Regions from separate parts of the Homo sapiens genome. Here region 1 is linked to region 2. A link is an interaction called in ENCODE POLR2A ChIA-PET data of the cell type or tissue named here. Cell type or tissue: Panc1. All regions are shown on one strand. Links, peaks and the distances in the headings refer to the core of each region. The heading gives the core; the rest is flanking DNA. Region 1 has its middle 86 kb from the start of NRBF2. Region 2 has its middle 20 kb from the start of NRBF2.

Region 1 (4,397 bases), core at 211-4,210, 66 kb after region 2:
GCACATAAACACCAGGGAATACTATGCAACCATAAAAAAGGATGAGTTCATGTCCTTTGCAGGGACGTGGATGAAGCTGGAAGTCATCATCCTCAGCAAACTAACACAGGAACAGAAAACCAACACTGCATGTTCTCACTCATAAATGGGAGTTGAACAATGAGAACACATGGACACAGGGAGGGAAACAACACACACCAGGGCATGTTGGGGGATGGGGAGTGAGGGGAGAGAACTTAGAGGACAGGTCAATAGGTGCAGCAAATCACCATGGCACATGTATATCTATGTAACAAACCTGCATGTTCTGCACATGTATCCCAGAAATTAAAGTAAGATTAAAAATCAATCAATCAATCAATCAAGTCCAAATTCATCCTTTAGCATGTGGATATTCAGTTGTCCCAACACCATTTGTTAAGACTGTCTTTTCCCCATTGAATGTTCTTTGCATGCTTGAAAATCAATTGACTATCAATGAGTAAGATTATTTCTGGACTTTCAGTTATGTTCCATTGATATATTTGCCTATCTTTTTACCAATACCACACTATTTTTATGATTGTAGATTTGTAGCAAGCTTTGAAATTGGAAAGTGTGAGCCTTCCAACTTTATTACTTTATTCCAAAATAGTTTTGTCTATCTGGGGTCCCTTGAATTTCCATATGAATTTTAGGATAATCTTGTCCATTTCCGTAAAAAGGTAGCTGGAATTCTGCTAGGGATTGCATTCAATCTGCAGATCAATTTGGGGAGTATTATCATCTTAACAATACTATCATCCAGTTCATGAATGTGAGGGCTTTCTATTTAGGTCTTTTGAATTTATTTTAATAACATTTTATAGTTTTCAATGTGCAAATATTGCACTTTTTTTAAATGTACAAGTTAAATTTATTCCTGTTTCTTTTTGATTCTATTGTAAATGGAAGTTTTCCTAATTTTGTATTTGGGTTTTTCACTGCTAGTATATAAAAATACAACAAAGTATTATAGGTTTTATCCTTTAAGTTTGTGGAACTCACTTATTAGCTTTAATTGTATTTTGGGGGGTTCTTTGAGATTTTCTTCTTCTTCTTCTTCTTTTTTTTTTTTTTTTTGAGACAGGATCTCACTCTGTCACCCAGGCTGGAATGCAGTGACATGATTACAGCTCACTGCAGCCTCGACCTCTGGGCTCAAGTGATTCTCCTGCCTCAGCCTCCCAAGTAGCTGGGACTACAGGAGTGTGCCACCACACCTGGCTATTTAAAAAAATTTTTTTTGGTGGAGATAGGGTTTTGTCAAGGCTGGCTTCTCTCTCCTGGGCTCAACCAATCCTCCCACCTTGCCTTCCCAAAGTGTTGGGATTATAGGCATGAGCCAAAATACCTGGCCAGGATTTTCTACATACAAAATTATTTCATTTGCAAATGAAGATATTTTGCTTCTTCCTTTTTAATATGAATGCCTTCTATTTCTTTTTGATGCCTAATTGCCTATCCAGAACTTCCAGTACTATGTTGAATAGAAGTGGCAAGAGTGGACATCCTTATCTTATTTCTAACCTCAGCAGGAAGTTTTTAGTCTTTCACCATTGACTATGAAGTTAGCCATGGGTTTTTCATTGAAGCCCTTTATTAGGTTAAGGAAGATGCTTTCTATTCCTAGTTTGTTGAATGTTGTTGTTGTTGTTGTTTTTTTTAACATAAAAGTCTGCTGGGTTTTGATGAATGCCTTTTCTGTGTTTATTGAGATCATCACATTTAGTTTTTCCTTTATTCTATTAATATGGTGTATTACATTGATTGATTTTCATATTGAACCATCTTTGCATTTGGGGAATAAATTCCATTTGATTGTGGTGTATAGTCCGTTCAATATGCTGCTGGATTCAGTTTGCTATTATTTTGTTGATGATTTTGCATCTGTAGTAATAAGGGATATTGGTCTGTAGCTTTTTTCTCTTGTGATGTCTTTGCCTGGCTTTAGTATCAGGGTAACAGTGGCCTCATAGAGTAAGTCGGGAAGTGATTCTTCCTCCTCTATTTTTGGCAAGTGTTTGAGAAGAATTGCTACTAATTCTGCTTTAAAGGTTTGGTAGCATTCACCAGTGAAACACTCTGGGATTGAGCTTTTCTTTGTTGGAAGTTTTTCAATTGATGACTCTATCTGTTTATTTAGTATAGTTCTGCTCAGATTTTCTATTTCTTCAAGAGTCAGTTTCGATAGTTCGTGTGTTTCTAAGAATTTGTTCATTTCACCTAGATCAACTAATTTGTTGGTATGCAATTGCTCATAATATTCCTTTATGATCTTTCTATTTTTATAAGATTAGTAGTGAAGTCCCCTCTTTCATTCTTGATTTTAGTAATTTCAGTCTCCTCTTTTTCACTTGTCAGTTTAACTAAAGGTTTGACAACTTTGTTGATCTTTTCAAAGAACTAATTTTAGGCTTTGCTGATTTTCTTTATTATTTATATATTTGCTATTTTGGTTATCTCTGCTGTACTCTTTATTATTTCCTTCTTTCTCTGGATTTAGTTTGCTTCTCTTTTTCTAGTTTCCTTTTTTTTTTTTTTTTGAGATGGAATTTTGCTATTGTTGCCCAGGCTGGAGTGTAGTAGCACAGTCTCGGCTCACTGCAACCTCTGCCTCCTGGGTTCAAGCGATTCTCCTGCCTCGGCCTCCTGAGTAGCTGGGATTATAGCCGTGTGTCACCACACCCGGCTAATTTTTGTAGTTTTAGTAGAGATGGGGTTTTACCATGTTAGCCAGGCTGGTCTCGAACTCCTGGCCTCATGATCCACCCACCTCGGCTACCCAAAGTGCTGGGATTAAAGGCATGAGCCACCGTGCCTGGGGTCTAGTTTCTTAAGCTTAAAGATTAGGCTGGGTGTGGTGGGTCACCCCTGTAATCTCAGCACTTTGGGAGGCTGAGGCAGGTGGATTGCTTGAGCTCAGGAGTTCAAGACCAGACTGGGAAACATGGTAAAACTGCATCTCTACAAAAAATACAAAAATTAGCTGGATGTGGTAGCATGCACCTGTAGTCCCAGCTATTTGGGATGCTGCATAAGGAGGGTGGCTTGAGCCTGGGATGTCTAGGCTGCAGTGAGCCATGTTGCCACCACTGCACTCCGGTCTGGGAAACAGAGTGAGACCCTGTCTCAAAAAAAGAAAATAAAAAATTTAGTTATTTATTTGAGGTCTTTCTTCTTTTATAATGCAGGCATTTACAGCTATACATTTCTTCTTGAGCAATGATTTCACTGCATCCCATAAATTTCCCTAGTGATTTTTTTTTGACCCATTAGTTATTTAGGAATATGTTCTTAATTTCCATATATTTGTGAATTTTCCAAATTTCCTCTGTTACTGATTTCTGATTTCATTCCATTGGTTTCAAAGAACATACTTTTTATGATATCAATCTTTTAAAATTTAATGAGATTTGTTTCATGTCCTAACATACTATCTTAGAAAATGTTCCAGGTGCAGTTGAGAAAAATGTGTATTGTGCTGTTGTTAGGCAGACTGTTCTATAGAAGGCTGTTAGTCTAGTTGGTTTATAGTGTTTCTCAATTCTTCTATTTCCTTGCTGATATTTTTTTCAGTTGCTTTATCAGTTATTGAAAGTGGGCTACTGACGTCTCCAACTACTGTCCTTGCATTGTCTATTTCTTCCTTCAGTTCTGTCAGTTTTTGCTTCATGTATTTTAGGGCTCCATTGTAAACTGCATATATGTTTATAACTATTATTTTTTGATGGATGAACCATTTTATCATATAATATCCTTTTTGTTTCTCATAATCTTTTTTGTTTTAAGGTGTATTGTCTCATTAGTGTAGCCACTCCAATTCTTTTTCGGTTTCTGTTAGTATGGAATATCTTTTTTTTTTTTTTAAATCTTTTACTTTTAATTTCTTTGAGTCTTTGAATCTACAGTGAGTCTCTTATAAGCAGCATGTAGTGGGACCATTTAAAAAAATCTGTTCTGCCAATCTATATCTTTTAATTGGAGAGTTTAATCTGTTTTCATTTAATGTAATTACTGATAAGGGAGGACTTAATGCTCCTATTTCACTATTTTTTAATGTCTCATATCCATTATTCCCTTTCAATTCCTCCATTACTGGCTTCTTTTGTGTTAAAAAGGTATTTTGTAGTGGACCATTTTAATTCTCTTTTTGGTTCCTTCACTAATGTTTTTTTTTCTCTTTTTTGAGTTATTTCTTAATGATCACCCCTGGGATTATAATTAACATTTTAATTTATAACAATCTGATTTAGATTAATACCAACTTAGTTCCAATAATTTACAAAAATGTTGCTCCTCTATGTCTCCATTTACTTTCCTCTTTATAGTATTATTGCCACAAATTACGTTTGTACATTGTGTGGCCATTAATCTAG
Region 2 (4,397 bases), core at 265-4,264:
GTGCTGTGGCTCACACCTGTAATCCCAGCACTTGGGAGGCCAAGGCAGGTGGATCACAAGGTCAAGAGATCAAGACCATCCTGGCCAACATGGTGAAACCCTGTCTCTACTAAAAATACAAAAATTAGCTGGGCGTGATGGCACGTGCCTGTAGTCCCAGCTTCTCAGGAGGCTGAGGCAGGAGAATCGCTTGAACCCGGGTGGCAGAGATTGCAGTGAGCCAAGATAGTGCCACCACACTCCAGCCTGGCGAATTTATATATATATATATATATATATATAACTTACCTGTTGATCTATGCTGGGTTGGACACAAGGGAAATCCCTTTTACCTACATTTTCTTTCCAGGCACTTCAGGACACTAAGACATCCTAATCAAATCCTTTCCATCCACTGTATTCACTACCCCCAATTATACAGACCTCAAACTTCCAGTTCCACCTCTTCCTCTGACCCTTTGACGGAAAATGCTAGTCAATCTGGACTTTATTTCAAATAGAGTGGTCACATACTGGGAAGGGATCAAGGGAATCATGAGATATTAGAAGATGGTAGAGTATCATGGCCTTAAGTAAAGGTCAGTGAGAGGACACTTAGAAATGATCTAAATCATAAGGCATAAATTCAGCAACTGCTCTTAAGTTTTCTTTCCTTTTCTTTTTATTTTTTTGAGACAGAGCCTCTCTCTGTCCCCCTGGCCGGAGTGCAATGGTGTGATCTCGGCCCACTGCAACTTCTGCCTCCCAGGTTCAAGCGATTCTCCTGCCTCAGCCCCCTGAGTAGCTGGGATTACAGGTGCCTGCCACCATGCCCATCTAATTTTTGGATTTTTAGAAGAGGTGGAGTTTCACCATGTTGGCCAGGCTGGTCTCAAACTCCTGACCTCAAGTGATCTGCCTTCCTCGACCTTCCAAAGTGCTGGGATTACAGGTGTGAGCTACCGTGCCAGGCCTCTGCTATTAAATTTTCTAAGAGAAATTTGCCTCCAGCCTCCTTTTAAAAGTATTTTCCACAGTTGCCAAGATTCTTCAATCCACTGTTAATCTATTTTGTTTCTCCTGTGTTCCATGCTGCCTGCTGCTGTCCCTCCTAAATGATACTAGCACAGAAGATATGTGTTTGACATCTTGGGAAGCCATATGAGGGCTTCAGGAAAGGGAAGGGTCAAGCCAAACAGCACAGGAAAAATAAGAATTTTACCATGAATTGAATTTTCTACCTTTCATTTTCACTGTATTCTTTATTTCTGTGGTGGTCTTTTAAAATATTTTCTCCACTCTTCTGTGGAAGGAAGGAAGGAAGAAAAAGAAAATATGACAAATACCTTTTACCTCTACCCTGACATGTTTTCATCATACGCTGTTGACACTCAGTCCAGAAGCAACTACGGGAAGAATGATGCAACCTCAGATGTTAGGACATCAGGACTGTGGCCAAAGAATTTTCACAACATACATGGAGCCTGGCCAGGCTTCAGCTTTGGCTAGACACAGGTTATTCTACACTGAGTTCTCCCTTGTCATTTCTAAAATCTGCAGGGCTCTGACTTTCCCAGCATGATTGCCATATATATCACAGGCTTTTTTTTTTCATTTTTTTCCAGTTCAGGGTTTTGGGGAAGGGAGCAAAGTAATTAGAGAAATGGACCAATTGGAGCCGGGCGCGGTGGCTCATGCCTGTAATCCCAGCACTTTGGGAGGCCAAGGCAGGAGGATCACGAGGTCAGGAGATCGAGACCATCCTGGCTAACACAGTGAAACCCTGTCTCTACTAAAAAAATACAAAAAAAATTAGCCGGGCGTGGTGGCGGGTGCCTGTAGTCCCAGCTACTCAGGAGGCTGAGGCAGAAGAATGGCGTGAACCTGGGAGGCAGAGCTTGCAGTGAGCCGAGATCGTGCCACTGCACTCCAGCTTGGGTGACGGAGCGAGAGAGCGAGACTCTGTCTCAAAAAAAAAAAAAAAAAAAAAAAAAAAAGAAGAGAGAGAAATGGACCAATTGGAAAAGTTTTGGTCACAATATTGAAATAATTTGCAGAAACCTCTAGACTTCTTCCATCATCATGGAGCAAATATTCTTGGCTGGCTTTAACAGGATGTTTACTTTGTAAACGTATAAATAATTAATCCTTTTTTTTTGTTGTTTTTTTGGGACAGAATCTCGCTCTGTCACCCAGGCTGTAGTGCAGTGGCGAGATCTCAGCTCACTGCAACCTCCATCTCCCAGGTTCAAGCGATTCTCCTGCCTCAGCCTCCCTAGTAGCTGGGATTACAGGTGCGTGCCACCATGCCTGGCTAATTTTTGGATTTTTAGTAGAGAAGGGGTTTCACCATGTTGGCCAGGCTGGTCTCAAACTCCTGGCCTCAAGTAATCTGCCTGCCTTGGCCTCCCAAAGTGCTGGGGTTACAGGTGTGAGCCACTGCACCTGGCTTAATCCCTTTTTGGATAGGTGCCTTCTCATTAATGACTTACATTCTTCCCCTTTTCTTATGAACCTTACCGCACAGATTTGAATAAATTATAATCCTTGGTTCATGACCAATTGTCATCAGTGGTTCATGCATGGTACCTTTTGTTTGTAGTTAATTTGATTTACAATGTAATGAATATCCACCACTACTCCAAAACAAAGCTGATGTGAACATTCCTGTACATGTTTTCCTGAGTTCATGTGCATGCATTTAGCTAAACACTTATATAGGCTAGAATTGCTGCATCAAGGATTATGCATATGTTTGGCTTTAGCAGAGATCGCCAAACAGTTTTTCAAAATACACTACCACCAGCAGTGAATTAAAATGCCACTTGCTTTAAAAGGTTGTCAATAGTTTGTATTCTTTGTCTTTTTAATTTTAACAATTTTACTGGATATGAAGATTGTCTTACTCTTTAACCCCTTAAGAGCTGACTTCTGTTCCCATTACTTTATGCAGTTAAACAAGGTGCTTCTGAAGATATCTCTACTAAGCTCTTGATCATCAAGTTTAATGACTTTTCTTCAATTCTTGTCCTTCATCTCACAGTAATATTTAACACCACTTTTTTCTTGAAACTCTATTTTTTTGACTTCTATCATACAGTATTATCTTAGAAGGTACTCATTTATCATTTATCCATAATTTCAAAATCCAATATACCCTGAAAACTAAATTCTTTTTTTTTTTGAGACAGAACCTTGCTCTCAAGGTTTTTGTTTTGTTTTGTTTTGTTTTTGTTTTTTTTTTGAGACAGAACAAAGCTGGAGTGCAGTGGTGCGATCTGGGCTCACTGCAATCTTCACCTCCCAAGTTCAAGCAATTCTCGTGTTTAGCCAACCAAGTAGCTGGGACTAGAGGTCCCTGTGCCACCATGTCCAGCTAACTTTTGTATTTTTAGTACAGACAGGGTTTCACCATGTTGGCCCCGCTGGTCTCAAACTCCTGATCTCAAGTGATAACTTCCTTGGCCTCCCAAAGTGTTGGGATTACAGGTATGAGCCACCGCACCTGGCCTGTTTTTTTTTCTTTTTCTTTTTGTTTTTTTCTATTTTTTTTGAGACAGGGTCTTGCTCTGTTGCCCAGGCTGGTGTACAGTGGCACAATCATGGCTCACTGCAGCCTCCACCTCACAGGCTCAAGTGATCCCCCCACCTCAGTCTCCCGAGTAGCTGGGACTATAGGCATGCACCACCACCCCCAGCTAATTTTTAAACTTTTTATAGAGATAGAGTCTCACTGTGATGCTCAGGCTGGTGAAATTTTTATACACTCATTTAATGGCACACTCATCCTGAACTGTCACAAGACTATTTTTGGTCCTTCTTTAACCCACTTATGAATATTCACATGATTCATTAAAGATTTATCAATGTGTTTGATTGTGAGATACTTTCCCAGTCCCTGTTCTATAATATAGAGTATAGGCACTATATTATCTTTCTAAAATCAGTAAATTCTGAATTCTGAAATATATCTGACTGACTCGGAGTTTTGGGCAAGATTTTGTGGACTGTGGTTGAAAAAGTATAGAGTCCTATGAACCTGGGCATGGATCCCATTTCACTTAATGTCTTGAAACGTCAGCTGTTGTTACTTTTTATTTTTATTTTATTTTATTTCATTTTTTGAGATGGAGTTTCACTCTTGTCACCCAGGCTGGAGTGCAATGGCACAATTTCCGCTCACTGCAACCTCCGCCTCCCAGGTTCGAGTGATTCTCCTGCCTCAGCCTCTGGAGTAGCTGGGATTACAGGCACCCACCACCAAGCCCGGCTAATTTTTTTGTATTTTTAGTAGAGATGGGCTTTCGCCATGTTGGCCAGGCTTGTCTCAAACTCCTGACCTCAGGTGATCCACCTGCCTCGGCCTCCCAAAGTGCTGAGATTACAGGTGTGAGCCACCGTGCCTCGCCTGTTCCTTT

Evidence for each region. Peaks named below come from ENCODE experiments on the same cell type or tissue, not always from the same donor. Only the 100,000 strongest peaks of a DNase experiment are listed, where the experiment ranks them.
Region 1: POLR2A ChIA-PET joins it to region 2 with 10 read pairs; 3 of 35 experiments call an interaction of 5 or more read pairs at or near these places.

Annotation. Positions count from the first base shown.
Region 1 is chr10:63,045,149-63,049,545 of GRCh38, reverse strand. No RefSeq gene overlaps it. Among named protein-coding and RNA genes, the nearest start is that of NRBF2, 86 kb to the left of the region's middle. In Panc1, for the core only: no CTCF peak of the experiment used is centred there; no DNase peak of the experiment used is centred there; H3K27me3 peaks cover 1,657 bases.
Region 2 is chr10:63,111,204-63,115,600 of GRCh38, reverse strand. No RefSeq gene overlaps it. Among named protein-coding and RNA genes, the nearest start is that of NRBF2, 20 kb to the left of the region's middle. In Panc1, for the core only: no CTCF peak of the experiment used is centred there; no DNase peak of the experiment used is centred there; H3K27ac peaks cover 950 bases.